Linked DNA regions of Homo sapiens: region 1 is linked to region 2. A link is a contact called in ENCODE Hi-C data. All regions are on one chromosome and are shown on one strand. The core of a region is the stretch at or near the end of the contact, and the rest is flanking DNA. Distances in the headings are between cores, read along the strand shown.

What was found. A loop is a pair of places that touch in the nucleus more often than their neighbours do. Pooled maps may share reads with other maps.
Region 1: a loop to region 2 is called in a map with no recorded cell type, with 8 times the contacts of the local background. The contact joins two enhancer-like sites. A Hi-C loop is called at or near these places in 3 of 37 single-sample maps with no recorded cell type and 2 of 50 pooled maps.

What each region holds. Positions count from the first base shown.
Region 1 is chr1:237,104,568-237,107,453 of GRCh38, forward strand. All of the region lies in intron 1 of RYR2 (ryanodine receptor 2), which reads left to right. Among named protein-coding and RNA genes, the nearest start is that of RYR2, 64 kb to the left of the region's middle. Within about 2 kb of position 1,459, at least 3 of the 41 ENCODE cell types and tissues checked have a DNase peak (open chromatin) inside an H3K27ac peak, as active enhancers do.
Region 2 is chr1:236,752,672-236,755,479 of GRCh38, forward strand. ACTN2 (actinin alpha 2) reads left to right here. Exons shown (of 21, transcript NM_001103.4): 16 at 1,276-1,410; 17 at 2,348-2,527. Among named protein-coding and RNA genes, the nearest start is that of MTR, 41 kb to the right of the region's middle. Within about 2 kb of position 1,345, at least 3 of the 41 ENCODE cell types and tissues checked have a DNase peak (open chromatin) inside an H3K27ac peak, as active enhancers do.

The DNA of each region.
Region 1 (2,886 bases), core at 209-2,708, 350 kb after region 2:
TTGCCTTTTTTTCTTTGCCCGGCAAATTCTACTGGTTTGTCAGTCACTTCTCCTTTCTGATAGCCTTTGTGACTCTCCCAGCTGTTACTGGGTCCTGGTCACCCTCTAGGGCCTTGTGTAAACCTTTCTTTCAGGTTTTACCCAGGGCACTGTACTTACTTGTATATGTACTTCTCTCCCCGCCTAGACCCCCATCTCCCTACGGATAGGAAAGGAGTCTCCTCCTCATCTTTGTACCGAGTTTGCAAGCACAGTGCCTGTGCGTGGCAGGCCCTCTGTACCTGTTGACTATCGTGCAGTGGAGATTCAAGCTGGCTGATCTGTGCCTGGTGCTTAATGGCTGTGATGAGTTTGCCACATTCCCTTCTCCCTCGAGGTCTTCTCAACGGTCTGATGGTAATGCTGGGAATTTCAGGCTTTCTGGCAGACTGTCAGGGAGAAATTTCAGTGCAGAAAGGCCTTCTAGAACCTCACGAATAAGGGGTGCTGCTCACATCTTGTGAGTCCTCCCCCTTCCTGACATGAGTCTCAGTGCCGGCAAACACGGCTGGTTGAACCCTGAGCTAGCCCAGCTGCTTTGTTCACCTTACGTTTGGGGAAGGCTGAAATTTTATTGAGCACCGACTGTATTCCACACACTCTTCTAGGTGCCCGAAATATGCTGTTAAACAAATACTCAGCCCTCATGGGGCTGAGAGTCTGGTGGGGAAGACCTGTTGAAAAACAATCATATTAAATGAATTGCATTGCATGTTAGAAGATCGTAAGTACTCTGGGGGAAAATGAGAGTAGAACAGGATAAGGGGGTGATGGAGGGAATGAGTGGTGATTTTAAATGTAGTTATCAGGCTGGGCACAATGGCTTACACCTGTAATCCCAGCATTTTGGAAGGCCAAGACGGGCAGGTCACTTGAAGTCAGGAGTTTGAGACCAGCCTGGCCAACATGGTGAAAACCTGTCTCTACTAAAAATACAAAAATTAGCTGGGCACAGTGGCTCATGCCTGTAATCCCAGCACTTCGGGAGGCTGAGACGGACAGATCACTTGAGGTCAGGAGATCGAGACCAGCCTGGTCAACATGGTAAAACACTGTCCCTACTAAAAATACAGAAATTAGCCAGCAATACAAAAATTGGCAGCTGTAGTCCCAACTACTTGGGAGGCTGAAGCACAAGAATCGCTTGAACCCAGGAGGTGGGAGGTTGCAGTGAGCTGAGATTGCGCCACTGCACTCCAGCCTGGGCGACAAAGCGAGACTCTGTCTCAAAAAAAAAAAAAAAAAAAAAAAATCCAAACAAAAAACATAGTTATCAGAGTGGGTCTCTTTGAGATAGTAGCAGTTGAGCAGCTTGAAGATAGCAGGGGAGTTAGTTCATGGGCTTCCAGGCAGAGGGAGCAGCCAGTGCCAGCACCAACGTGGGAGTGTGCCTGGAGACTCTAAGGAACAGAGTGTGCAGCAGGACTGGGGCACAGTGGTGGGGAGGCCAGAGGGGCTGCGGGTGTGGGCCGGGCAGGTGGAGGAGGCCTTGAGGGCTGTTGAGAGGACTGGGCTCTTGCTATTACTTTTAGCCATATGGGAGTCATTGCAATCCTTTGAGCTGAGGGGTAGCTCGTTCTGATTTTCATTCTGAAAAGACCCGTCTGGCCACTGTGTTGAGAATAGATGTTCCTGGTAAACAGGGGTGGGCAGGGAGAACAGCTCCCCTGCACCAGCTCCCGCTGGGCTGCAGACAGGCTCTGATGTGGCTTGCAGCACGGTGGCAGCAGGGGGAGGTGGCACCGAGCAGCAGGACCCTGGATATTTTTTTGGACATAGAGCCAGGAGGATTTCCTCATGGTTCTGATGAGGGTTGAGAGAGAGAAGGGGAGTCCGGATCATCCCAAGGTTTCTGGCAGACAGATGATGTTTCACCAGCTAAGATGGAGCGGTCCTGGAAAGAGTGAAGATCAAGAGTTTCATTCTGGAAATGTGGGGGTTTTCGCTGTCTGTCAGAGAGTCGTGGAGCTGCTGGGAGGTGGTTAGTGTGGACTTCTGGAGAGAGGGCTGAAACTGTCCTTGAAAAAATGGATTTCTCAGTGTGATGTGTATACAGTGTCCCTTTTTCAGACATGGCACCTTCGTCCATTTGGGCTGCTATAACAAAATGCCATGGACTGGGAGGCTTAGAAACCACAGAAATTATTCCTCACAGTTCTGGATGCTGGGAAGCCCAAGATCAGAGTGCCAGCAATTTGGTGTCTGGTGAAGGCTCGCTTCCTGGTTCATAGGCGGCTGTCTTCTTGCTGTGTTGTCACGTGTAGAAGGGACAAAGGAGCTCTCTGAAGTCCCTTTGTAAAGGGCAGTAATCACCTCCCAAGGCCCCGCCTCCTAATGCCATTACATTTGGGGTTAAGATTTTAACATATGATTTTGGGGGGACTGAGGGACATAAACATTTAGTCTGTAACACAAAGGGAGGTTAATTTGGATTAAGAAATCTAAGGCCATATGGGGGAAATAAAAGGCTGGAGGGCTAAAGAAGGATGAACCAATAAAAGTCTTATAAGCATTATTATGTTTACTAAAATAAAATAGACCAACACATTAAACAATGACATCAAAACATCAATGGACAACATATACTTTATATATCTTAACTTAGAAGTTATAGATGCTGTACTATGAGCCCCACTTAGGAGTTCTTGCTTAATAGAAAACATTGTAGGTTCTGGGAGGCTGAGGCGGGCGGATCACGAGGTCAGGAGATCGAGACCATCCTGGCTAACACGGTGAAACCCCGTCTCTACTAAAAATACAAAAAATTAGCTGGACGTGGTGGCGGGCGCCTGTAGTCCCAGCTACTCAGGAGGCTGAGGCAGGAGAATGGCGTGAACCCAGAGGTGG
Region 2 (2,808 bases), core at 95-2,594:
CTCCCTAATAGCTGGGATTACAGGTGCCCGCCACCACGCCTGGCTAATTTTTTATATTTTTGATAGAGATGAGGTTTCACTATGTTGGCCAGGCTGGTCTCAAACTCCTGACGTCAGGTGATCCACCCACCTCAGCCTCCCAAAGTGCTGGGATTACAGGTGTGAGCCGTCACGCCTGGGCAGAAATATATCATTTTTTAAAGTGAGACAAACTTTTCTCCCATCAGTAAGTTATAAAGCAAATGGATTTTTGTTAAAGAAAACAAAAAGACAATAATAATGCTTTTAGTAGCAGTTTTGCAGATGACACAAAGAAAGATTTTTGAAGTAGTTTTTTCTCTTCCATTGATTGAAAGAGAATGGAGGCATAGCATTAAAATGTAACTCACAAATGGAACAGAAAGCAGGTAGACAGGTGTATACTCTTCTGTGGGCCAACAAGGTATAAGAATCGAACTCATGAACCCAGCATGGGCTCTTCACATTTTGGTGTCATGAACCCGTCTGGCAGTCTGGGGAAGCCTGTGGATTCCTTCTGATAATAATGTTTGTAAACTTATAAAAATATTTAATATTACCAAGGAAACAAATTATATTGAAATGTAGTTATTCAAATATCTTTAAAGTTATTGTCATGTATATGCTTCTTTACTAACACGTTTAAAACCAAGAACTAACAGCAGGTCCAATAATTTTGGAGTAGGGCTGAGTGTACGTGATATTTGTTGCAAGAGGCAGGCATAACCGTAACGTTAGTATGGAATGTCTATGATTTATGCTGTGATAAGGTCACAGGGACTACTAAATACTGCTGCAGATTTGCTGTCCACGTCATTCATAAACAAAGGGAGTGCTACATTTTAATCCGAGATGGTGAAAATAAACACGCCAGTGTTCCCTGCATCCAAGTTCACAAATCCTCTGTACTCTGGACCTGGCCCTGACTTAGTTGTGCAGCAGGCCTAGAGCCTCTGGCTGGAGGAGAATGGTCGCTGCTCCTAATGCAGGCTCTTAAATACCCTCCAGCTCATCCTGTCTTTCAGCAGGCACTTGGTGGCACTAGATGGCAGTCAAAGCTAAATCAAGCTCATCCTGTAGTCCCTAGACTAGGGACTCCTCCTCCCTATCCTCCCTCTTCCTTCCCCCTACACCCTCCTCCCTTCGTTTCTCCTTCTCCACTCCCACCCCCACCCCTTGGACTATTCCCGCATTCTGTGGTTGTTCCTATGAGACCACAGCTGGCCTCTAACCCTTGTTGTCCTTGGGCCCTGACAGGTGAAGCAACTCGTGCCCATCCGCGATCAATCCCTGCAGGAGGAGCTGGCTCGCCAGCATGCTAACGAGCGTCTGAGGCGCCAGTTTGCTGCCCAAGCCAATGCCATTGGGCCCTGGATCCAGAACAAGATGGAGGTAAGCCAGCGCCCTCCCAGGCGCTGTTCACAAGCCTTGCGATAAGTCCCTTTAGCCACGCAGCAGTGACACCGCACATGCTGTGGTTTCCAGCCACCCACTCAGTCAGGTGGGAGCACCGTTCTGTTATCACCCCGGCTTTATCTTTCAGCCCCTGGCTGTTGGGGACAGTGTGCAAACCAGAGCACAATATGGAATGCAGGAAGGCGGCACTCAAGGAAGGGGAGGGGGGTCTTGCTGGGTTCTGTTTATTTTCTCACTAAAAATGGTGACAGGGCTTTCTCCGTTTTTGGCCTCTGCAGGGCCTGGATTTCAAACCATCTATCCCTACAAGGAGGACACGTGAAGGCCCACAAATACTTTGCATTTTCAGAACATTTCAGGGACAGTGGTCTTTAAGTAACCCTGTTGTCCTTTGATCACCAAGAACAGCCAGGAGACATTTATTGACCCACTTATTTCTTGTCCCACCACCCTTTTGGTGTTGAAATATTGACTTTTTTCTTAAAGCGGAGACCATGTAAAAATATAAGAAATTCTGATGGAGGAAGCATCCCGTGGGTCTTCAATCTGTCTGGCAGCTCCACCCAGGCAGCCCACCCCCAGCCTCCTCCAGAGCAGGGTAGCTCTGCCCGAGGGCGTTTCCTTCCCACAGCAAGAAGCTGAAGGACTTATCTCTGACCCCTCTTGCCTCTCTGTTTTGGATCTTGGTTGACTTTTTCCTCATTTTCTAGACAGACTAGAACTAGACCTTGTTTTGTTCTGCGATGCTACCCAGTCCCCACTTCCTCTGAGAAAAGTGAACCGAGTGACACTGGCCGCTGCCTGACGCTGGCCTAGCATCCCATGCAGGGTCTGGAACGGCGCCTCGTGCCGAGCTCCCTTAGAGGGCACTTCACTCTGCTTCTCTCTCTGCTTGCTCACTCGCCCCCCTCAGGAGATTGCCCGGAGCTCCATCCAGATCACAGGAGCCCTGGAAGACCAGATGAACCAGCTGAAGCAGTATGAGCACAACATCATCAACTATAAGAACAACATCGACAAGCTGGAGGGAGACCATCAGCTCATCCAGGAGGCCCTTGTCTTTGACAACAAGCACACGAACTACACGATGGAGGTACGGCAGCCAGACAGGCGTGTGCCGCTCACTTCTCACGGGGACCATGCCACCTCCTCAGGGTGCTTTCTTCATGCACTTGTCTTTCTTTGTTCCTGTTAAGACCTACAAGTATGAAAGTTAGGGATCTTTAAGCCTTTCCAGTCACTATTTGTGGAAATGCTTCGTGAGCTATATCGAGGACTATATGGTATTACCAACAGTGACATTATCATTATTATTATCACCACCATAAATTCACTACACTTCTTCAAGGTGAGTGCCAGAAACTGGACTGTTGC